6 separate regions of the Homo sapiens genome follow, and regions 1, 2, 3, 4 and 5 are each linked to region 6. The links are chromatin contacts, found by Hi-C or POLR2A ChIA-PET in ENCODE. All regions are on one chromosome and are shown on one strand. Each heading gives the region's core, a stretch centred on a gene start or an enhancer-like site at or near the end of the contact. The rest is flanking DNA. Distances are from core to core; before and after follow the strand shown. Region 1 holds the start of VPS37C (VPS37C subunit of ESCRT-I). Region 2 holds the start of LINC02739 (long intergenic non-protein coding RNA 2739). Region 3 holds the start of PATL1-DT (PATL1 divergent transcript). Region 4 holds the start of MRPL16 (mitochondrial ribosomal protein L16). Region 5 holds the start of OSBP (oxysterol binding protein). Region 6 holds the start of MS4A1 (membrane spanning 4-domains A1).

Region 1 (3,743 bases), core at 605-3,104, 710 kb before region 6:
AGCTGACCTTCTTCATGGACCCCTTCTGTTATAAGAAGGAGTTTTGACAAATTCAGTTTGACAGAGTTTAATTGAGCAAATAATGATTTGTGAATCAGTCAGCCCCCAGAACCAGAATAGGTTCAGAGTGACTCTGAGGCTGCCAGGTGGTTGGATAACATTTAGGGATAGAAAACGGAAAGCAGGTTGGGCGTGGTGGCTCATGCCTGTAATTCCAACACTTTGGGAAGCCGAGGCTGGAGGATTGCTTGAGTCCAGGAGTTCCAGACCAGCCTGGGCAACATAGCGAATCTCCATTTCTATTAAAAAATAATCATTAAAATTTAAAAATAAGAAAAGAAAAAGGAAATAGATGTCCAGAAAACAGAAGCGAGGTACAGAAACAGTTGGACCAGTTATGTAAGCGCAGAACCAGCCCCATCTGGTTCAACTTTGTGTAATAAAGTGGTGAGTTGTTTTTTCAGTTGCCATGATCCCAGGTTGCAAGTTATGTAACCTGAGCGTGCCCAGAAGAACCAAGCATGCAACCACAGGCGCAACCTAAATGCTCAGACCAAAGAACCGGAACAGAATTAAGAAGTAGATACATGGTATAAGCCATGATCTAATCAGATTGAGCCATGGCATCATCCCATGGCAAGATCCAGTCAGATCATTGCTTATTGCAAGATTCAATCAGATCACTGCTCATTACCCTCTGCCTATAACACCTGTCACAGCCCCTGGCTTGGGGAGACAGATTTGAGCATGTCTCCTTCCCAGTTGACTTGCAACAAATCTTTCCCTCTACAAAAACCTGATACTTCGGTGTTTGGCTTTCTGAGGGCAAAGGGATCCAGTTTGGTTCCCTACCAATGACAGATTGACATTTGCCTTATTGGAACAAGGTTTGAACAGGTGGCTGCCTGTGATTGGCTGAAACTCTGTGATTGGTATGAGTAGGATCCAGTTCACTATGTACGGAGAAACCTTTAGGACAAACTTAAGATACGCCAGGAGACAACTTTAGGCTAAACTGGACACTTCTCCCCTTTTGGTCAACCTCTTGATTTTGAGAGGTTGGAAACTTTAGACATTGACATCAGTTACCATTGTAAATAGACTTATTTGGTCTCAAATTCCCCTGGGAAATAGCAGAGCAGTGGGTTTCATAGGTGGGAAAGGGAACAGAATAGAAAAAAAAAAAAAAACACCTGATTAGTTAACATCAGGTCACTTCAGATTCCTTTTTTTAAGGGTTAGAGCAGAGGGGGCTTCCTTATTATGCTGGACTCTCCTGTTTCCAGGGGGGAAGGGAGGAGATGGGGAATACTGGTAATTCTGTAGAATGAATGGGTGGGGGAAAGAGATTAACTAGTAAATGGAAATGAGTGTGTGGTGGCCTTGGGGCTCCTCAGTCTGAGCTCAGCCCATCTGGGGCTCCTCCTAGGTTCTGGGCTTCCATCTGCTTCCCCCTCCTTTTGGGTCCCTCTGAGAAGCCTCCCAAGATCGAGCTGTGTACAGAGCGAGTCCTCGCTGGCCACTCGGAAGGCGGCGGACGTCCGCGCCGGCGCACTAGCCCAGAGCGGCCTGGTCTCCGCCCAGTGGGCGGGGCCTCTTACCGGGGGCGGGGCCGAGGCGTGCGGCGAGCGCTGGAGGGGTCTCGTGGGCGCTCCCGTGGTTGTGGCCCGGGCGGCCGCGAGCGTGTGTGTGTGGCACGATGTCGTGGTAACTCAGAGGCGCGCGAGGCGGGGCGGCCAACGGGGTCGCGGGGCGAGCACGCGCGCCACTGGGGCGCCGGACGTTGCAAGGGGGTCACATCCGGTAGGGGGCGGGCCTGGCGGACCCCGGAAGTGTGGGCGCGGCTGCGGTTTAACCCGCGGTGGCGGCGGCGACGGCGGCCCTGGCAGGTGAGCGGAGACTGGGGAGGGTCCCGGCTCTGCCGCAGGCGGGCGGGGCAGAGGACGACGGTGGGGGCGGCGCCGGCCGTGGCTCCCGGAGCGCCCCCGCCTGCCCGCCTCATCCTGGCAGAGGCCGGTGATTGGGCACGAGGGGCGCGTGACTCTCGCCGGGGGCCGGCGCCCCTGCCCCTCGCGGTGGGAGGGAGGGAGGGAGAGCGCGAGGCGCCGCCCCGGCTCCCCGGCGGGTCGCACCTCCAGTTCCGCCCCACCACTCACCGCCACCCTCCTTTCTGCGTCTCTGCAGGCCCTCGTCCCATATGTGAGCATCTTGCGGTCACAATTCTGATGACATTAGAGCCAATTAGCCCATTGTATAGATGGGGAAGCTGAGGCCTAAGAGTAGGGTCCGACTTGCCAGAGGGCACGCGGGAGACGAGTGGCAGAGGGGAGGTTGGAGGGACTTTGCTCTGTGACTTACTGGCTTGTGCCCTTTCTCCAGGGCATTGAGAGATGGGAGTTTCAGCTTTGGCTTTGTTCAGGACTCAGACTTGGACCTCCCAGCATCACTGAACATTTCTTACCCCGGGACCCTCTGGGCGCAAAGGGCACTGATGTATACATACCCATTATATGCCTGGTTCCTCTTCATTTCCTCCTCAGCCGATGAGGCGATTTCCCACTTTACGGATGGGAGAAGGAGTTAACTGGAGGTGTTTTGTGAGTTACTGGCAGAGTGGACTCTACAACCTGGGGTTTTAGTCGCTGAGCTGAGGCAGTGCTTTCCCAGCTACACCTTGTCTGGGCTCACTTACCCTGGGAATGTCAGTCTTCAGCTCCAGAAACTTCCCACTCATTTCCCTTCGCTCCAGCGGTACCTCAGTTCTCTTGCTGCCTAAGGCCTTTTCCACCCTCTTTATTGGCTCCAGGAGTCCCATTTCCTACTAATGCACCAAGATGCTGCCACCAGACTCTCAGTTCTGTGACTTTTGGCCTTAGAGCTGGAGGTGGTGGTGACCGAGGAACTGGGGAAAGAAAGACTCTTACTTTGTTGTCCAAAGCTGCAACCCTGCAGACACCTGAACTCTGTAGTTCCGGGTGGGATCGGGGACTGTTGCAATGAAAATACTGGACGCTAAACTGAGTCTTTGTTCTTTGCGGTCATAGTGCCCAGAAAAGCCTTTTACCTAGATTATCTTGGAAATGTGGTTCCGTGCCTTTGTAATTTCCATTAAGTAGAACATTTTCATTGTAGACTTTCTGAGCAGTTTCTGGCCGCTGTTTTGCAGGTAGCAATAGCTGTGATTTGTTGCTTGGCTTCATATGCTGGGCACTGTTCTAGGGCTTTCTGAACATACCGAATTTTGCGAACATGTCCAAATAGGTGATGATCCCGTTTTACAGATGAAGTGAGTTGCGGAGATGTTAGATAACCTGGCTAGTGTCACACAGCCAGTAAGTGGCCAAGTTTGGATTTTTTTTTTTTTTTTTTTTTTTTTTTGAGACGGAGTCTTGATCTGTCGCCCAGGCTGGAGTGAAGTGGTGTGATCTCAGCTCACTGCAACCTCCGCCCCCTGGTTCAAGCGATTCTCCTGCCTCAGCCTCCCAAGTAGCTGGGATTATAGGTGCCCACCACCACGCCCGGCTAATTTTTGTATTTTTTATTTATTTATTTATTTATTTTTTTTTGAGACGGAGTCTCGCTCTGTCGCCCAGGCTGGAGTGCAGTGGCGGGATCTCGGCTCACTGCAAGCAATTTTTGTATTTTTTAGTAGAGACGGGGTTTCACCATGTTGGCCAGGCTGGTCTCGAACTCCTGAGCTCAGGTGATCCACCCGCTTTGGCCTCCCAAAGTGCTAGGATTAC
Region 2 (3,996 bases), core at 1,277-3,776, 890 kb after region 6:
AGACTCTGTCTCAAAAAGAAAAAAGAAAAAAGAAAAAAGAAAAGAAACCGACTTAAGCATAGACAAGTAAATGACTCAAGAACATAGGCAAGTAAGTGACCGGAAAAGGACTTAAATCCACTCTTTGTCATTAATATACCTAGCCTATGGTAAGTCTATACTACGGTATTAATTTTCCATAGCTGCATAACTAATTACTATAAACAGTAGCTTAAAACAACACCTGTTCTATCCATTCACGGTTTATCCGTTCATCTGTAGATGAGAAGTCCCACATGATGTGACTGGGTTCTCTACTCAGGGTGTCACAAGACTGAAATCAAGGAGTTGACCAGCTTGAGTTCTCATCTGGAGGCACTGAGGGGAAAGCTGCTTCCAAACTCATTCTTGTTCTTGGCCAACTTAGGTTTCCTGCAGTTGCAGAACTGAAGACCAATTTCCTTGCTGGCTGTCAGCTGAGAACCACCCTCAACTTCTAGAGACTGCCCGTATATTTTTGCCACATGGTCCCCTCCATCTTCAAGTCTTGTGTTTTGAGTCTCTGACTCCTTTCTGCAACCAGCTAGAAAAAACCCTCTGCTTTTAAAGGGCTCAAGTGATTGGTCAGGCTCACCCAGATAATCACATATTTTAGAGTAACCTGTACTATATAATATCACCTAATAACAGGTTATAAATTAATATGATGAATTTCATAGTCCCAGGGATTATGCAGGGTTTTGTGGGGCTGGGAGGGTGTTTTGTGGGTCATTTTAGAATTTTTCGTACTTCAACTACCAAGGGAAACCAAAAGGGTGAAATTTAAGCTAAACAAATGATAGGCTCTTGAGTCTGAAAAAACTGTAAAGTCACCTAGTTTAGGCGTGACAGCCACAAACATCTCATTTCAGATGTACTCTTAATCTTTCTTGAGAATGACAGTCTATACTCATCCTCCATTTTAAGCCTATTGTTTATAAATTCTAAACTAAGGTCATGGCGCTTTTATTTCAAATTGTAATGAGTCCATGCTGGCTCCTTATTTATGAAGCAAGTGAATACAAAGCATTGAATTATTCTAACAGCCTTATGGAGTTTATATAAAACTTTTTTTTTTTTGAGACGGAGTTTTGCTGTTGTTGCTCAGGCTGGAGTGCAATGGCGCAATCTCGGCCCACTGCAACCTCCACCTCCCTGGTTCAAGGGAGTCTCCTGCTTCAGCCTCCCGAGCAGCTGGAATTACAGGCGTGCACCACCACGCCCGGCTAATTTTGTATTTTTAGTAGAGACGGGGTTTCTCCATGTTGGTCAGGCTGGTCTTGAACTCCCGACCTCAGGTGATCCGCCTGCCTTGGCCTCCCAGAGACACCGCATCTGGCTAAAACATTTTTCAGTGAATAAATGCAAGAGATGAAAATTATGAAATGGGAGGTGGAGGAGGAATAAAATCAGCATATTAGAGATATTATTAAACCACAACTTGCTTCTTAGAGTTTGAGGGAAGCCTGACTTAATTCTTTTTTTTGACTATATATATTTAAAAATGAAAAATGCCAAGATGGTATTCCAAAAATTGAGGTATATTTTTAATGCTAGGTTTAGCAAATCAATGCTTTTAACAAATACTGTACAGTGACTCTATGTTTACCTCATGTGGAGGTAGCATTGAAAGTCTACATTTGAAGCCTTTACAAATGGCCTTCCTTACCTCTTCTATATATCCTGGATTTCAATCTGAAGATATCTGTAAAAATCACAATGTTTATATATATCTACCTTGCAAAATCTGCCTTTGCACAAGAAAAACAAGTATATTTTAAAAATTTATGGCAGTATTGTTTTTAATAATGAGATATAGAAAAAGGTAAAAAAGCTGATAGTTGTCAGTTTGATTACATAGATTATGTTATAACCATACAATCCAATACTGGCGAACGTGGATTAAAAAGTATGATAGGTCTACATAACTGCCATGAAAAAAGTCCATAATATGTTTTTAAATGAAAAAAGCAAATTGCAGGGAACTTAAAACAACAACAACAACAAAAAACCCTGAGAAAAGTGATTTATCACTTCAGTTTGTAAACAAGGGCCTTGCCTTATCACCTTTGTAACATTTGTAAAATGCCTACCTCTAGCTGAATCCATATGATCTTTGTTACCACGGAACAAATACTATTTTATTATAATTATGTAGAAAAAAAGAAAAACGTCTTCCACGGCAGCCGAAATAGCTCAGTTGGGAGAGCGTTAGACTGAAGATCTAAAGGTCCCTGGTTCAATCCCGGGTTTCGGCAGCGCTTCCGTTTTAGGCGTTAGTCATCACTACATGTGATTTCTGCAGTTAACAGGGTCTTTCTGCAGTTAACAGGGTCAACACCCTGTGGGTTCTCACGCGGGCTGGGGCAGTTAAGGGAAACCTTATCGTCATTTTCCCCTGGGAGGGAGGATACTGGGGACATATGTCTTACCTTTTAAACTGCCCAGTACGAAGTTACGCCTCTGCCCTCACTTGGGACCTGGTTTGAGACAAGCTCTTCCGGAGCACTGCGCATAGCTCACTTTCTTGAGCAACCCTGTGTCCCCGCACCCCGCTCCTCTTCTTTCGGGTTCTAGGCAGCCGTGGGCGCTGCGACCCTTCTCTCACTGTCAGAGGGGCGGGAGCTCTCGGCCTGCGCCGCCTCCGCTGCCTGCTTGGTCGCGGGCTTGCCGGGAATGGTGACAGCCCGGGCCCCCTCTTGGCCAAAGAAGTCCTCGAAAGCGTTCGGCGCACGGGCTTTGTCCAGCTTTTTAAACCGTAACAAGGACCGGGGCCGGGCGCGGTGGCTCACGCCTGTAATCCCAGCATTTTGGGAAGTCGAGGCGGACGGATTACTTGAGGTCATGAGTTCGAGACCAGCCTGGCCAACACGGTGAAACTCTGTCTTTAAAAAAGAAAACAAAAACAATAACAAGGACCCTAGAACAGCTCTTAGGTGGGGCGGGAGACAGAGATCGGAAGCCCTTTCTAGTTTAAATCTACACTAGGGTTAGAAGACCAAATACAGGACGTCCAATTAATTTCCTTTTTTTTCTTTTTCCTTTTCTTTTCTTTTTTCTTTTTTTAAGATGGAGTCTTGCTCCCATGCTGGAGTGCAGTGGCGTGATCTCGGCTGACTGTAACCTCCGCCTCCCGGGTTCAAGTGATTCTCCTGCCTCAGCCTCCGGAGTAGCTGGGATTACAGGTGCCCGGCTAATTTTTGTATTTTTAGTAGAGACAGGGTTTCACCATGTTGGCCAGGCTGGTCCCGAACTCCTGACCTCAGGTCATCCTCCTGCCTCAGCCTCCCAAAGTGTTGGGATTACAGGCACGAGCCACTGAACCCGGCCAAAATTTGAATTTCAGAGAAACAACAAATACTTTTTAGTATAAACATGTCCCAAATATTGCATGGAATATACAAAGTACATATTTGTTGTTTCTGTGAAATTGGATTTAACTGGACACCCTGTATTTTTATTTTCCAAATTGCAAGTCACTTGTACATCATATCCTTGCACCCCTCTGAACCCTATGCACCACCTTCCCCACCCCAGCAAAGATATCCAGACGCTGTATGCAGGAAGAACTGAATTTCAGAGGACACCGTTTGATCTTCAACACCTGGCAGTTTACAAAACAGGTTTGTATCCATTGGCTAATTTGTTATCAGCACCAACAGAGAAGCTCCTGGCAGAGATCACTAGGAAACACCCCGGGAATCGGCCATCCACCAGTTTCTAGGCTTCCAGAGTTGTCCATGCTTGTCTGGCATGGGGGCGGAGGTCAGTGGAACTCGGAGGATATGGATTGAATTTCAGTAGAAAGCCTCATTAAGATGATGAACCACAGCCGGGCATAGTGGCTCACGCCTGTAATCCCAGCACTTTGGGAGGCTGAGGCGGGCGGATCACCTGAGGTTGGGAGTTCAAGACCAGCCTGACCAAAATGGAGAAATCCCGTCTCTACTAAAAATACAAAATTAACCGTGCGTGGTG
Region 3 (4,099 bases), core at 1,144-3,643, 790 kb after region 6:
AGAGTCGCGGTTTCGCCATGTTGCGTAGGCTGGTCTCCAACTCCTGAGCTCATGCAATCCACCCACCACATCAGTTGTAACTATTTTCTGCTTTCCATTATTTAGTCATTGAATTGGAGGGGTTTTTTGGTTTTTGTTGTTGTTGTTGTTGTTGTTGTTGTTGTTTTTTGAGACAGAGTCTCGCTCTGTCACCCAGGCTAGAGTGCAGTGGCGCGAACTCGGCTCACCTCAAGCTCTGCCTCCTGGGTTCACCCCATTCTCCTGCCTCAGCCTCCCGAGTAGCTGGGACTACAGGCGCCCGCCACCACGCCCGGCTAATTTTTTTGTATTTTTAGTATTTTTAGTAGAGACAGGGTTTCGCCATGTTAGCCAGGATGGTCTCCATCTCCTGACCTCGTGATCTGCCCGCCTCGGGCTCCCAAAGTGCTGGGATTACAGGCGTGAGGCACCGCGCCAGGACTTTTTTTTTTCTTTTTTAATTTCTGAAAACTTAAGACTTTTTTCCTAATCTGTTTTTACTATTGATATCTTACATAATGATCAGAAAACATGATCTGCAAGATCAGGGATCAGCAAACTCTGTAAAGCGCCAAATAGTAAATATGTTACACTTTACAGGCCACACTGTATCCATTGTAACCACTCAACTCTGACTTTATAACATTAAAGCAATCAAAGACAATATGTAAATAAATAAGGTTGGCTGTATTCCAATAAAGCTTGCTTTACAAAAACGGGTGGCTGGCCAGATTGGACTGTGGGCCATAGTCTGCTAACCCTTGATCTACATGGCACCAATTCTTTGGTAATTATTAAGATGTACTGCTACTTAGTTTTTTTTGTTTGTTTGTTTGTTTTTTGTGAGACGTAGTCTTTGCTCTGTCACCCAGGCTAGAGTGCAGTGGTGCGATCTCGGCTCACTGCAAGCTCCGCCTCCCGGGTTCACGCAATTCTCCTGCCTCAGCCCCTCGAGTAGCTGGGACTACAGGCGCCCGCCACCACGCCCGGCTAATTTTTTGTATTTTTAGTAGAGACGGGGTGTCACTCTGTTAGCCAGGATGGTCTAGATCTCCTTGACCTTGTGATCCGCCCACCTCGGCCTCCCAAAGTGCTGGGATTACAGGCGTGAGCCACCGCGCCTGGCCTGTTACTTAGTATTTGATGTTTTATAATGTTCCATGCATGCTTGAAAACCAATAAATCATCTTGTCCCGACGCTCCACTTCTTTAAAGTTCAGGCCTGGCCCATGTCAACATTTGCTTTTGTTATTCTGGCACAGTGATTAAGACACTCGGTTTTTAATAATCAGACAAATCTCAGCTGCTAGCTTTACCACTTGCCATTGGGTGGTTGGAGGCAAACAATGTCGCTAATCCTCAGGTTCCTCAACTGTAAACTGAGAAAATAACAGTACCTACCTCATGGGGGGCACATAAGGAAGGATTCAATGAGATAATCCATTTTATAAAGCGCCTAGCAGAGTCCCAGGCAGCCTTCAATCGTTAGTAGTGTTACCATCATGAGGCAGGTGTAATTATACCCATTTTACAAGAAACTAAGGCTCAGAGAGGTTTAGGTAAGTTGCCCAAAGTTTCCTAGCCAGTGGCAAAGCACAAGCTCCCACCCAGAACTTTTCTTCACAAATTCAGCGTTTCCGATACTCAAACTGATCCAGACACACTAACATTTAGGGGATTTACTGTATGCCATTCCGAGACGAGGCTGCATTTTAAGACGCCCAGGGAAGAAACGGATTGCGAAACCCAAAAGAATTCATTCTTTGTGCTGCAAGTTTTGTCTGAAAGGAAAGGGGCAAGAAGGGCATGGAGCGTGCTAGAGGTAACAAACCACCCAACAGAATTCTGGAACCAGGGGGCCGAAGCTTCTAAGCTGGACACATTCCTCTGTGGGTTCGATCCTCTAAGGAAGTGGAGTCACCCAGCGGCGCACCACGGCCCGAAGACCCTGCTGCTGCGTGGCCAGCGGCCCACGGCCGTGCGGCCCTTCGAGGCTCTGCAGCTCCTCGCGCCTAATGAGCCTGGCGCTTAAAAATACCACCCTAGTTAAACCTCCCGGAACCTGTCTTCAGCATTTCAAAAAAAAAAAAAAAAAAAACGGGCGCCGTCATCACTTTGAGCCACATAAATCACAGCCCTGACCTGCTGTGGATTCAGCAGGCGACGAGCCGCTGAAAGTGGCGACGAAGTCCGCCCCTTTCGAAGACCAGCAACTTTCCATTCTTTTTTCCCTGCGCAAGGCGCAGATTGCAACGGGGAGACCCCCGAGCAGCCTGAGGAGTGAGTCGGACGTTGGAAAAACTGCCCGGGAATCTCATCTTTCCCAGCCCAGGCTAAGCGCAGGATTCTTCAAAGCTATATCCTGTGACAATCACAAGGGTTTTCTCCGCCCCACGGGTGACGGAGAACTCGTGACCGGCCCCTGAGCTCCAAGCCGAGCGCCTAGAGGGCGCGGAGAAAGAGGGGGCGGAGCTACAAGCCCAGATCACCAGGCAGCCGAAGACGGGCAGCGCGTGCGCAGTCTCTCGCCACGGGACCTCCTTCCCGCCGCTGAGACTAGGAAGCGGGACGCCAAATCTGTCCCTGCGCAGCCGCCGCCGCCGGGCGCCGAGCGGGGTGGCCGCCCTGCCTGAGGCGCGCCTGCGCACGTCCCCACGCACGCTCCGGCGTACGGCGGCGGCCAGGGGTCGCGAGCCGGTGGAGGACCCGCGCGCGGAGGAGCCGGGGAGTCAGCGCTTCTTCCCTCCCTCCCCCTCTCCCCTCCCCGCTCCCTGCCCCCCTCCCCAAGAATGTTCCGCTACGAGGTGAGCTGTTGCGACCGGAAGTGACCCCTCCCTCCCTCCCGCGCCCCTCTCCCTCACTCTCTCTCCGCGCGCCGGTCCTGTGTTCCTGCGGGGCAGGGGGCGGGCTGGGGGAGTCGCAGGACTTAGCTGGACGCGACTGGTCTGGGGTCGCGGGTCTAATCCTAGGGCTGGGAGCTGGCTTCATGGGTCGAGACAGTCCCATTAGTTGCCGCTGGGGAAAGTTGGCCTCCGTTTTGGGGTGGGGAGGGCCCGTTAAGTGCTGTAACCAGACCACACCCCCGCCCCCACCCCTAGAGGAGCCACGGAGGGTAGAGCACTGCATCTCCCCGGGTGCTTTTCTTAAGTAGGTGTCACCCGGGAATTCCCAGAGCCGCGTTTCCCGCCCTGGACCCGGAACCACCCCCCACCCACCTCCACTCGAATTACACTGACACACATCCCATTCACACAGGCTACCTTCAGGTGAAGGGGGCCTGGGCTTGCCGTTGGATTAGGGCCCCAGCCCGTTTACTAAAGAGGGCTCCGAGTTGGGAGGGGGGCGTGTCCTGCAGAAGTTCCTTCTGGGCTAGTGCTGGGAGACGCGGGTTTGGAGAAGGTGCCGGGAATGTAGCAATAGCAGCAGACAGTACTGACCCTGTCACCAACTCACTGTGTGACCTTGAGTGACTCCTAATCTCTGGACGTAAACTTTCTGAATTTGTAGCATGAAAGAACTGATGTAAATGATCCTTAAGAATTTTTAATTTAAAAAAGCAGCGATTTGGTAAAGTAGATATTTGTGATTTGGAAGGGAGTACTGCTGGAAGTTGCCTCTGATAAGGAGGCAGTGGCATGCCTATTGGCATGAGTTTGGAAGGGCTCTGGGGTAAGAAGAACGCCCTTTGACCTAATCTTTCCATTGTAAACAGGGTAGCTAAGAGGTAGCCAGGCAAGGTGTATCACAAACGTACCTACTGATAGAATATGGAATTCTGATTCTGAATTTTTGAAAATTGAGGACAGGTATACTTGATAGGAATGATCTAAGACCAAACCAAAAGGAAAACTTGGAGAATAAATCAGTTGAGTAAGATTGAAGTAAAGGGGGAAAATAGAACACACCTAGGATGTGGTGGCCTCTAGCCTTTGTTCGATAATCTGTAATCTTTGCCCACTTTGATCATCACAACTCTCTGCCATAGTTGGTATTGTCCCTGCATTACAATGTAAGACATTGAGCCTTACAGCCTAGCACAGAACCTTAGACGCAATAGGTCCTTAAAAGGTATTTGATGAAT
Region 4 (4,041 bases), core at 1,428-3,927, 650 kb after region 6:
TTAACTGTTCCCTTAACCATAAATATCCTGTGACTAGGAATGCCTAATCTCCTGGCAATGCAGCCTAGTAGACCTCAGCCTCATTTTACCCAGCCTTTATTCCAGATGGAGTCACTCTGGTTCAAATGCCTCTGACAGTTTTACACTTTCAGGTCTTATATTTAAATCTTTAACCTATTTTAAGTTGTATGTGGTATGAGACAAGGGTCCAATTTCAATCTGCAAGTGAATACCCGGTTTTCCCAACGTCATTTGTTGAAGAGACTATCATTCCCCCATTATGTTTTCTTGGCACCTTTGCCAAAAATCAATGGACTGCGCCAGGCGTCGTGGCTCATGCCCGTAGTCCCAGCACTGTGGGAGGCCAAGGTGGGTGGATCACCTGAGGAGTTTGAGACTAGCCTGGCCAACATGGCAAAACCCCTTCTCTACTAAAAATAGAAAAAATTAGCCAGGCGTGGTGGCACACCCCTGTACTAGAGAGGCTGAGGCGGAAGAATCTAGTAACACCCAGTTACTAGAGAGGCTGAGGCGGAAGAATCGCTTGAACCCAGCAGGCGGAAGTGGCAGTGAGCCGAGATCGCACCACTGTACTCCAGCCTGGGCGACAGAGTGAGACTATGTCTCAAGAAAAAAAAAAACAAATCAATGAAGTATAAATGTGTGTGTTTATTTCTGGGCTCTCTATCCTATTCATTTGGTCAGTGTGTCTATTTCTCTGCCATACCGTGCTGTTTCGATTACAATCAACTTATGTTTTGAAGTCAGGGAGTGTGATGCCTCCAGCTTTGTTCTTTTTGTTCCAGATTGTCTGGGCTATTCAGGGTCTTTTGTGGTTCCAAATGAATTTAAGGGTTGTTTTTCCTATTTCTGTGAAAAATGGCATTGGAATTTTGATAGGGATTGCACTGGATCCGTAGATTGCACTTTTTGGCTCTTTTGAAATAAACAATAAGGTAGAAGTTTTGGGGTACCAAAAGACTTAGAGACCAATCAAACCGTGATTTTAGTGCCACTTCATTTTTCACTCAAAACAATATTGCACAATATTCAACTTGAGGACTAAGCTCTGATTTTTTATCTTGCCCAAATTCCTACCTAAGGGAATCATGCCCTACAAACCATAAATTCTCATCATATAGGTTTTATTTTACCCTATATATTGTGACTTACTTTTCAACATGACTCTGGCATAACATTATGAGACAAAGAAAAAAATATTTAACCCCAAAATATATTTCTTTGCCATATCTTGAAATTGCCCTGCAAAGTCTCTTGCGGGAAAAATCCATTTCTATAGGTATTCTCTTTCCCCTTTGTTTTCCTTCCTTCCTTCCCAGATCCAGGAGACAATCAACTAAGAGCCAGGCATATTTTTTTTTCTCTGTCTTGCCCAGTCTGGAGTCTGGAGTGCAGTGGCGTGATCTCGGCTCACTGCAACCTCCGCCTCCTAGGTTCAAGTGATTCTCCTGCCTCAGCTTCCCGAGTAGCTGGGATTACAGGCACCCGCCACCACGTCCAGCTAATTTTTTGTATTTTTAGTGGAGACGGGGTTTCACCATGTTGGTCAGGCTGGTCTTGAACTCCTGACCTCAGGTAATCTGCCCGCTTTGGCCTCCCAAAGTGCTGGGATTACAGGCGTGAACCACTGCGCCCGGCCTCCAGGCACCCTTTAAGTCAGATAAAAAAACAATTTACAACAGTCTTTCTCTAAAGTCTGCTATCTAAGAGCTTCCTCTGCATAATAAAACTTGGTCTCTACAATCATTTATGTTTAACCTGAACATTCCTTTCTATCCATCCCAGGTCTTTGGACAAACTCAACCAATTGTCAACCAGAAAATGTTTACATTTACCTATAGCCTAGAAGCCCACCTTGACTTGTCCCGCCTTTCTGAACCAAACCAATGTATTTCTTAAATGCATTTGATTGATGTCTCATGCCCCTCTAATATGTATAAAGCCAAGCTGCACTTCTACCACCTTGGGCACATGTTCTCAGGACCCCCTGAGGGCTGTGTCACAGGCCATGGTTGCTCATATTTGGCTCAGAATAAATCTCTTCCAATATCTTACAGAATTTCACTCTTTTCATCAACAATATTGTTCATTCACTGAGATCTCTGGAATCACAGACTGTGCTCAAATTCTGATGGTACTGTTTTCCTGTTGTATGACCCAGAACAAGTTAAATTATTTCACCCTCAGGATGGAATCTGCAAAATAAGTATAATGACTTATCTCACAGATTCGTTGGCAGGACTAACGAATGAGGTACTCAATGACACATTGCAATTGCCCTATACATGTTAAACCATTGCTAAATCTGGTATTCTCCTAATGTCTTTGAGGGGTCCCCTAGAAAATCATCTCAAAGGCTGTGAATCGTAAGGGACCACCTTGCTAAGCAACCGGCAGGCACTAACAGTTGTACTCCGCAGAAAAATAAATAAATAAAACAAAAGACTCCCCGCCCCGCCGCCCTCTTCTTCTGGGGAAAGACTGGAGATTGGAAGGAGAACCCTAGAGAGCCAACAGGGCCCCTGGGCGTGGCTGGGCGGACGGCGCCTTTGACCGCAGGAACTCAACCTCCCCCGGAACTCAACCCCCGTCGCTCGAGTTTCTTTCGCTTCCGTCGGGACTCTGCGGAGTGGACCCGAGTGAACACAACTTCCGGCCCCACTGAGCGGTGTCCTGAGCCGATTACAGCTAGGTAGTGGAGCGCCGCTGCTTACCTGGGTGCAGGAGACAGCCGGAGTCGCTGGGGGAGCTCCGCGCCGCCGGACGCCCGTGACCATGTGGAGGCTGCTGGCTCGCGCTAGTGCGCCGCTCCTGCGGGTGCCCTTGTCAGGTCAGAAGTCCCTTTTGGTTCCTAAAGACTTTACCCCTCTTCCTCCCCCACCCTCCAGTGCTTTTTCTCCCTAACCCAAAAGGCGGCTCTGCATATGCTTGGTGAAGCACTGGTTAGGAACTACGCTATCGCACCGCCGACCTCCACCGTAGGGGTTCGTGCAAGAGGGTCACAGCTGCGTCTGGGAGTCGGCGCCCAGAGATCCCGGCTGGCCTTTTGCGGAGCCTGAGCCTTTGAGTCCATTTAGTGGAATCCGCATCCCACACCTCAAGACTCCTCCGGCGGAAGTACTTTTGGGCGGGCGCGGTGGCTCACGCCTTTAATAGCAGCACTTTGGGAGGCCGAGGCGGGCGAATCACTTGAGGTCAGTAGTTTGAAACCAGCCTGGCCAACATGGTGAAACCCTGTCTCTACTGAAAATACAAAAAAAATTAGCTGGGCGTGGTGGTGGGCGACTGTAATCCCAGCTAGTCCGGAGGCTGAGGCAGGAGAATCTCTTGAACCCGGGAGGCGGAGGTTGCAGTGAGCCGAGATCGCGCCACTGCACTGGATCCTGGGCGACAGAGTAAGACTCCGTCTCAAAAAAATAAAATAAATAAAAATAAGAAGTAGTACCTTTGGCCCAGGTTGTATCGGGGTCCCGGCCTGTTACCTTCGTCGTTTAACTTGATTTGTCTTTGTAGATTCCTGGGCACTCCTCCCCGCCAGTGCTGGCGTAAAGACACTGCTCCCAGTACCAAGTTTTGAAGGTGAGAGCTTGTCTTTCTCCTGTTCGTAAATCTTTTCTCTGATGGAAACCAGGAGCGGGTGGGAGATGACATAGGAATGTTCTCGTGTTTCCCATCCCCGTTCACTCTTTCAATAAATATGTTTTTAGAGCTTACAGTTTTGCCAACTAATATTCTGAGCACTAGAAATAAATCAAAGACAAAGGAAACCAAAAAAGTTCCTTGCTCTTACGGAGCAGCGTCTAATGAGATAGCTCCCCTAAAACCTCCCACTGGTGTGTGTCCCATGGTCCACTCAGCCAGTAGTCATTGGCCTGAAATCTGGATTTTTGAGCGGGCATGGTGGCTCACGCCTGTAATCACAGCACTTTAGGAGGCGGAGGCGGGTGGATCACTTGAGGCCAGGAGTTGGAGACCAGCCTGCCAACCTGGTGAAACCCCATCTCTACTAAAAATACAAAA
Region 5 (3,961 bases), core at 741-3,240, 840 kb after region 6:
ATCAAACACATTCAAACGCACTTAATCACAACAGCATCCCTGTGAGGTTTTATTCCTGTTTAACATAAGTGAAAACTGAGACTTGGAGTGCTTAAATAATTTTCTCAAAGTAATAGACCCAGTAAGTAGCAAAAGCAGGACTCAAGCCTAAATGGATTAACTCTAGCTCAGTTAAAAAAAAAATTAATCCCAAATAGCCTACATCTAATAGCAGATTTTATTTTGCTCTACACATTCAGAGAAATTCACTAGTAATGAGCTATACAAATGATCCCTGATAGTAAAAATTGCAGATTTTTAAAGAGTATTCTCTCTCCAGAATTCAATAAATACTTCGCTTCTTTTGAAACGATTTTCTTAAAAAGGATACTTTAATTTATTGACACTGGGAAGCACATTGGCAAAGAAAGTCAATTTCTTTTACAGTATCTAATAGCTATTTCTATTGCCTGTTCAAACTAGCAAAATGTAACAGATGCTAGATTCCCTAAAGTACGGCGCTTTAGGTTACATTTGCAACAATAGCTTACATCTAAATGTTACATTAGTTACTGAATTTGTAATCTTCACAAATGTGTGAATAGTCAGTTGATCAAAAATAACGATTTCCTGCTACAAGAGAACGCATAGCAGAAAATGTTCCCAACACAAAGATAATGTTTGAGATGATGGATATCCCAATTACACTGATTTGATAATTATACATTGAATACATGTATCACAATATCAGATGTATCCCTGAAAATATGTACAACTATATCAGTTTAAAGATATAAAAAAAATTTTCTGTCCAAAGTTAAATATGTACAACTACGATATATCAGTTTAAAGATACAAAAAATAATAATTTTCTGTTCAAAGTTAAGCATATACATGGCACCTATGATGCTAAAACCAAGGGCCTTTAGGTCTGGAAGAGACACATAAAGTCAGGTCCTCGCGAATCTACTTCTGAAGGGGACAGAATCGGTATAGGCATATGACAGTCTAGAATCAAGACACAAGGGGTGTGGAGCGATAAAGAGCAAACAGGGAAGGGAACTAGGGGGACCATGGATCCAGGAAGGGGCTGGAAAAGCTACTTCTGGGCACCCCTGGAATCTGGGTATCCAGCTTCGAGTTAGAAGGGGGTCCTTCAAGAGAGCCTCAGGCGGGGGCTGACTGCCGAGAGTTACTCTGTCCTCCAGGTTCTTCCTAACAAGAAGCTACGAAGTTCTTATTCAGAAAAACGGAACACGACATCACACCCACGTGAAAAAAACGCTTTTAAGAGGCCAAGTCACTTTCACCTCCCACCAACTTGCCAAAGGCTGAAAGCAGGCGGACACGCCCCCAAGCGCTCTTCTCCGATTTCATTGGTTGCCCCGGCCTGCTCCTCATTAGGTCTCTCTCACTGGTCAGCAATGCCGCTTTCACAGCCAATTCTCAGAACCAATCATCTCCAACTATTGCCCCGCCTCTCCACCACGTGAGTGGCATAGGTGCCAACCAATAAAAAAAGAAAATAAGGATGTAAAGACGAGACTCCTTCCCTTTTTCCTCAACTCGTTCAGTAAATGGTAGAAAAGGTGGAGCAGCTGATACCAACCACCAATCCATGAGGGCGGAAAAGGATGATGAGAAGAGCGATGGGAGGGGGTGACGTGGCAGTGACAGGCGCATAAACTGAAATGAATGGCGGAAACAGCAGCCAATCGGCGATCAGATTGGCCGGGCATTCCGCATTCTCCCGTCCTCCCTGAGCGCTGGAAACTTCAGGAAAGCACCAATGAGCTTCCCCAAAAGTCTGATTGGCCTTTATCTGAACCAATCAAAGGTGGGTCTGGCGGACGCGTCCCACCCCAGGCTCTCACTGGGCGCTGTAGAATGACAGGCCCGAGAGAAATGCCAATATCCGCGGGGTCTTCCTCAAGTGACACTCAGCGGCACCAATCGACGTCCTTCTTCCCGGCGGCCGAGCCCTCCTCCCCGCGGCTGGCCGGGCGGGGCGGGGACGCTGCGCGGCGGTGGCTGATGCGGTAGCCGTGTGGGGCGCTCCGGGCGGCGACGGCGGCTCTCGTAGGCGGTTCCGGTCTTGTATCTCCAGGCGGCGGCGGCTCATGGCGGCGACGGAGCTGAGAGGAGTGGTGGGGCCAGGCCCGGCAGCCATTGCAGCACTTGGCGGCGGCGGCGCCGGTCCCCCAGTGGTGGGAGGAGGCGGCGGCCGCGGAGATGCGGGGCCAGGCTCCGGGGCCGCGTCAGGGACGGTGGTCGCGGCGGCGGCGGGAGGCCCGGGCCCGGGGGCCGGGGGAGTGGCGGCGGCTGGCCCGGCCCCTGCGCCGCCGACTGGGGGCTCGGGCGGCTCGGGCGCTGGGGGTTCGGGCTCGGCTCGAGAGGGCTGGCTCTTCAAATGGACCAATTATATCAAAGGCTACCAGCGGCGATGGTTCGTGCTGAGCAACGGGCTCCTGAGCTACTACAGGTAACTGCTTCCGGGGCGCTGTCGCTCACCTTGCCTCCCCCATATCTGCCAACAGTCCCAGCTCCGGCATTACCGCCAGCCGGCACCGCAGCCAGGGTTGCCCCAGGCCCCTTTTCGTCATCTGTGCGGATTGACAGCCCAGGGGTCGGAGCCCACTGTCACGAAAGTGAAAAGCCCCTGGACGTACACCTCCCCTCCCCTCGGGTTACCCACTCTTGGTGCCTTATCTTCCCTTCGCTCCCGGCCTTTCCAGTCATTAGTCGTTTGGAGAGCGTCTGTGCTTCCATTGTATTTCCACCAGCACATGGGTGCAATTATTAATTCTGCAAGCAAGGCACTGGTGTAGGTACTAAGGGAACACATGCAGCAGAACAAACCCGAGGCACTCCTCCCAAGGAACTTACAGTGGAAGTCCCAAGTTGTAGCTGTCAGTGCCCAGTCTCCAAAACTCAAGGTTATTCGTAGCTCTGGATGTACCCGTCCTTGCTCCCTTCACATTCAGACATAAGGGCATCACACACACAGGGTGGCTTCGGTATTCCGTCCCCTTTCTGCCTTATCTCTCCAAGACTTTGCATGTGCTTTGGCCTCTGGACAGCCCAGAATGGAGATGTGCACCCCAGTGCTGCTTTTATTTTTGCTTGCCCCACCTCCTCCCGTGGAAATGATTAAGTGTTTTATCTGGCATTTCTGTGATTTTTTGGTTAGTTAGGATTAACTTTTATTAAAAGAAGAATCCATGTCTTTGGTGTGATTACTTCTGTTCAACAAGGTTTATTTTGGACTGTTTAATATATATTTATGGTGACTCATAACCTGGCCATCACATGGCACGCTTTTGGGCTAAAAAGGATAGAGGAGTTAAGATAGGTGATTTGGGGACAGGGCGTAAACATTTCCTGAGGGCTGGACAATGTGTCTAGGTGTTTTATATACAGTATTTCATTATAGTATTTTGTTGACTCCCAACAACAACCCTAGGAGTTGGGAAATATTCCCATCTTACTGATGAGGAAAACAGACTTAGCATGGGCAACTTTCCCAAGGTTTTTGAGCAGCTGGGATTTGAAACTACTTCTGTTCACACTAATCTAACCTAAAACTCAGGTTAGTGTGAAATGAATCGGTCAGTTACAGAGATAATTGCTTATCAATAGCAAGTAATTTTATGGATCATGCTTACTATGTGTATTTTATGCAAAAAGTATAAAAGTCTCCTTTAAGGGATATTTTGCTTAATGACATTCCAATTGAAATATTTTTTTCCAGAGACCATCCTCTTTGAGACCCAAAACACTGATGTTGAAGAGCAGCTCACTCTATATTTCTTTTCCTTCACCAGGAATCATTCTGCTACCCAGAGAGTTAGGCTGAACAAGTCTCTTTTCCATCAACTCCACTGTATTGGCTCTTAGAGAATTTTGAGGAGAAATTGAAGGTGGGAGTTGGAGGTTGTTGGCAGGAACACATTTTTACCTGTCCTCTTACAGGGCAAAATGC
Region 6 (3,899 bases), core at 1,169-3,668:
CATTTTTATCCCTTCTGGCCTCCTGTGCACCTATCTCCGAGGAAGAGTGCTCTTACTTCCCTTCCCTCTGTGCTTTTCAGCCCATCTCAGTCCAACCAAGCTGTTAGCCCTTCCAAGAAATTATTTCTTCTTTGCACCTTCAGTCTCCCAATTTCTGGCAATATGTAGCAGACAGAGTTAGTCCCAGCTCTCTTGCTTGCTCCTCTTGTGGTCTCTCTGTAAGTTTAAGGTAATAGTTACCTTCCCCATTTCAAAGTATCATTTTGAGAATATGAGATAAGTTGCATTTGTTAAGGTGCTAAATACTCCTTTTATGACTAAAATGTACTTCAGTGTCCCTGAATCCCAAAGTCCTCTTCTTTTAATCTAGCAATGTCCTTGCCCACTGCCCAGGCTCACTTTTTCTTCACCGCAGCTGCTTCAAAGCTTTGCTACCCACTCTCTTCCCCCACCTCCTCTCCACCCACTCACTTCTCAATGCTTGGCAACTAGTTTCCGCCAGTCAGTGGACTGAAACTGGTCTTTGAGGACTGTGCTGTGAAGTCAGTGGTCTTTTCTCAGGCCTCGTGTCTCAGATTGTTTTATTTGTTTCTCCTGCCACCCAGGCTTAGATAGTTGGGACCACATTTCACTTTAGCTCCATCATCTCTCAGTCCATCTTCATCTTGGCTGTTGGTCAGTCAGTGGCCAAGTCATGCCATTTCTACCTCTGCAATACATTTTGCATGTGGGTCTTTTTTCTATATCCAGAGTCACCTGTGAGTTTCTCATTTCCATTCATGCTTTTCTGCCTTCAGTCTTTCTCTTTTCTAATCCATTGTCCACAAGGCTGCTACATCAAGCTCCCGATCACTGTTTTGAGTGATGCTCTTCCTGAGCCTGAACTCCTTTGCTGGCCTGTCATTACCTGCTGGAGAAACCCTTCATCTAACCCCTCAAGGCCTTTGGAATTCAGCCCTGTATGACTTCCCAAGCTCATATCCCACTACCGCCACCAGAGCCACTGGTCTATACATGTCCTCTACCTTCTTTCCTGAATCTTCTCAACTTTGAAGTGTTCCTTCTCCCTCCCTCTTTACTTTCAATCAAACTCTGCATTAGATATGCACATCACCTGAGGGCGTTCCTGCTCTCCTTGCCTGATTGCAAGGAATTCTTCAGAGCTCCTAGCTCTTTGCTTTCCTTACTAGACATCAACTACTTTCTTCGGAGAATCCTGTATCCTACTAGACTTGCATAGGGAACCTGTTTTCTATGTACTATGAGCTCAGTTACATTAAGCTGAACATCAAACTCAGCTACTTCCTCAGGGAAGCTTAACAAGTGCTCACAATGGCCAGGTGCAGTGGCTCACACCTGTAATCCCAGCACTTTGGGAAGCCGAGGCAGGTGGATCCCCTGAGGTCGGGAGCTCGAGACCAGCCTGGCCAACATGGAGAAACCTTGTCTCCACTAAAAAATGAACAAACAAACAAAACACACACACAAAAATGCTCACAATGCTGGATTAAACATTTCTTTCCACCGGATTCTCAGTGAGATTAAGCCATTTTATGGGAAACAGGGAAAGGGAATCACTTATATACTGGATTCAGAAAACAGTAATGGCATGATTAAAATTAATCCTTGTTTTCCTTCATTAGAGCTCCCCCACATCTGCAGCGCCCCCTCTTACTCTTGGTTTCCCATGTGATAGATTTGAGGCAGGATTTCATGCTCAACTTGGTGTCCACAAATCCCCTCCAGAAAATGTTAGCCTGTAAAGCCACCTATACTTCTAGGTATATTTACATTTAATGTAGACAAAAGCATTTACAGGAAGACAAATGGAGTTTTTTTCATTATGCCTATGACTGATTATTTTCTCATTTGGTATTGGGAAGTCCTAAGGGATTCAGGATTTTAGTTCCAATTTTCCTAATGTAATGGGTACCATTGCCCCCATTTTATAGATGAGGAAGCTGAGGCTTTAGAGGTTTAGTAATTTGCCCAAGGTTATATTGTTTGTTAGTGGTAGAGCTCCAGTTTGAACCCAATGGTTTAGAAACCATGATTTAATATATATGCTGCAATCTACTACTTTTGTGGAATGATTCACAGTTGACTGCATAGGGTAATTGTTGAGAGGGAGACTGATTAGAGGAGTGAGTGGGCAGCAAGCCTTGATATCGTCACCCCTCCTTAAGTCATAGAACTATTAGGAAGTCTGACTAGGGAAACTCTAGAATTAAGATCAAGAACCTCCAGTCTTCAAAACCATTCTATACCTTATCCATCACCTCCTTTAAGTCATTTAAAGAAAGCAAATTGATTCCTTACCTGAGTCTCCAAGGCCTCAAATCTCAAGGGCTGATTTGGATGCTAGCTGCGGAGTTCAGTGGGTGCAGTTTGTTTCTCAAGCACACTGGGAGGGTGAGTGGTGTAGTCCAGGCCTGAAGATGAAATCGCTGATAGACATCAGGTGACAGGAAATCAGTAGCTTCTGCTACCTTGGGCTTCGCTCCAATTACTTTGGTTTAACACTTACCATAGCTGAAGGAGGTGCAAAAAAAGTTTCTGCCTTACCAGGTTTCACTTCTTGAAAAAGACCCCAGGGGACTGCCTGGCATGCTCATGCTACCTTAATTAGAAGAACTTCTGCAGCCCCCACCCTATAAGCAGGTGTGGATGGTAGGTCCCTGAGGACAAGAAAGATTCTAGAAGTTGGTCAAAGATGGGCCGTTAGCACTGACTTTTACCTTCTGGCTTCACTTTTAGGGCTGAGTAGGTGGGCAGGAGGCATCCATGCAGAGATTCAAGAATCACTGAGGCTGTACACTTGGCAGCACTATACTTAGGGGTCCCCAAATATTGTCCTCATTGGCTCACACTTAAGTTTCTTATGAACCATGTATATATCTTGTGTCAGATTTAGCAGAAATGGCCTAAAATTATACTTTAGTGCCATAGTACATGTACCCAGCCACTCAAAGCAAGAATTAGCCTCCATATTTGGAAATATAAATTGAAATAGCACTTTTACCTCTGAACCCACCTTTTTCTTCTGTCTGTCAAGTTCCCTTGTGTCCCCTCTCTTTTTAGTCTAGTCTGGAGCTGCAGGGTCATCAAGCACAGTACTAGATCAAGTAGGGAAATGGAAGAAGTTGGTAGTGTCAGGAGAGTCTAAATATTTGGGATGTGAATCAAAGTTTTGCCCAAAGATAATGTCCTCTCTCTCCCCCTACAATATTCAACTTTTATGTTCATATGTGGGATTTTTAATTACATTTTTATTTCCCTGTTCATTGCTTCATTTTATTAGAGACACAGAGCTATAGTTAGGTAATTATTTGTTTATTTAATCTAAAGGGATGAAATATGGCAGGCAGCTCTGTTGCCTAATTCGAGGTTCATTCCTGTCTCTCTCTTTCATCTCTTCTCTCTTTCTCTTTCTGCCTCTCTTTTTAAATTTAAGATAGTTTGGAACCATAGGGTTAGATCCACTGGGTAGAAGTAGTTCTGGGGAGGCTGATTGTGGTGTGATATTTAAAAAGATGCCACTCTAAAAAAAAAAATTGTTGGAGCCGTTCATTAGGGGAACTGGCTACCATTTCAATAGAGAATTTACTTCTTCAAGAATACTCAAGTAAAGTCATGCAGTCACCTCTCAGAGATGCTGTAGAGTGAAGGAGAGTGGGAACAGAAGATCCATCATCCATTTAACATTCTAATTGAGGGTCTATGCATATCTGCTGAAATGCTTGAGTGATTGGTGATGGGAGGACAATTACCTAGGGTCTGAGTTGTGGATGATTGTGAAACCTGAGGTTTGAGTCCTGGATGGTGGGGTGGTTAGAGGCATGTGCCTTCATTTTAGTTGGCATGGGAACAGGGTCAGGACTTGGCAAATGTATGGCAGC

What was found. Hi-C counts contacts between places; a loop is a spot of excess contacts on that map. ChIA-PET counts read pairs that join two places held with the same protein, here RNA polymerase II (POLR2A). Pooled maps may share reads with other maps.
Region 1: a pooled map shows a loop between it and region 6 (28-fold over the local background). The contact joins the promoter of VPS37C here to the promoter of MS4A1 in region 6. A Hi-C loop is called at or near these places in 6 of 37 single-sample maps with no recorded cell type and 5 of 50 pooled maps.
Region 2: a loop to region 6 is called in a map with no recorded cell type, with 6 times the contacts of the local background. The contact joins the promoter of LINC02739 here to the promoter of MS4A1 in region 6. A Hi-C loop is called at or near these places in 14 of 37 single-sample maps with no recorded cell type and 8 of 50 pooled maps.
Region 3: a loop to region 6 is called in a map with no recorded cell type, with 8 times the contacts of the local background. The contact joins the promoter of PATL1-DT here to the promoter of MS4A1 in region 6. A Hi-C loop is called at or near these places in 6 of 37 single-sample maps with no recorded cell type and 4 of 50 pooled maps.
Region 4: a loop to region 6 is called in a map with no recorded cell type, with 4 times the contacts of the local background. The contact joins the promoter of MRPL16 here to the promoter of MS4A1 in region 6. A Hi-C loop is called at or near these places in 6 of 37 single-sample maps with no recorded cell type and 5 of 50 pooled maps. POLR2A ChIA-PET finds 5 or more read pairs at or near these places in 1 of 52 experiments (OCI-LY7).
Region 5: a loop to region 6 is called in a pooled map, with 6 times the contacts of the local background. The contact joins the promoter of OSBP here to the promoter of MS4A1 in region 6. A Hi-C loop is called at or near these places in 1 of 37 single-sample maps with no recorded cell type and 4 of 50 pooled maps.

Annotation. Positions count from the first base shown.
Region 1 is chr11:61,159,537-61,163,279 of GRCh38, reverse strand. VPS37C (VPS37C subunit of ESCRT-I) reads left to right here and starts at 1,854. Exons shown (of 5, transcript NM_017966.5): 1 at 1,854-1,889. RefSeq lists enhancers at 1,265-1,404, 1,415-1,464, 1,205-1,797, 1,798-2,391 and a silencer at 1,455-2,214.
Region 2 is chr11:59,564,660-59,568,655 of GRCh38, reverse strand. LINC02739 (long intergenic non-protein coding RNA 2739) reads left to right here and starts at 2,526. Exons shown (of 5, transcript NR_187292.1): 1 at 2,526-3,641. TRF-GAA2-1 (tRNA-Phe (anticodon GAA) 2-1) reads left to right here and starts at 2,204; the gene lies at 2,204-2,276. RefSeq lists enhancers at 2,231-2,730, 2,706-2,885, 2,731-3,232.
Region 3 is chr11:59,667,604-59,671,702 of GRCh38, reverse strand. It overlaps PATL1-DT (PATL1 divergent transcript), which reads right to left and starts at 2,393. Exons shown (of 4, transcript NR_187296.1): 1 at 2,161-2,393. It overlaps PATL1 (PAT1 homolog 1, processing body mRNA decay factor), which reads left to right and starts at 2,666. Exons shown (of 19, transcript NM_152716.3): 1 at 2,666-2,822. The coding sequence starts at 2,808. RefSeq lists enhancers at 2,117-2,406, 2,333-2,627 and a silencer at 2,587-2,936.
Region 4 is chr11:59,809,414-59,813,454 of GRCh38, reverse strand. It overlaps MRPL16 (mitochondrial ribosomal protein L16), which reads left to right and starts at 2,677. Exons shown (of 4, transcript NM_017840.4): 1 at 2,677-2,851; 2 at 3,535-3,600. The coding sequence starts at 2,797. RefSeq lists an enhancer at 2,464-2,683.
Region 5 is chr11:59,613,803-59,617,763 of GRCh38, reverse strand. OSBP (oxysterol binding protein) reads left to right here and starts at 1,990. Exons shown (of 14, transcript NM_002556.3): 1 at 1,990-2,461. The coding sequence starts at 2,100. LOC101927226 (a long non-coding RNA gene) reads right to left here and starts at 1,810. Exons shown (of 3, transcript XR_001748237.2): 1 at 1,589-1,810. RefSeq lists an enhancer at 1,528-1,617 and silencers at 1,818-2,117, 2,138-2,357.
Region 6 is chr11:60,454,366-60,458,264 of GRCh38, reverse strand. MS4A1 (membrane spanning 4-domains A1) reads right to left here and starts at 2,418. Exons shown (of 8, transcript NM_152866.3): 1 at 2,320-2,418. RefSeq lists an enhancer at 230-339.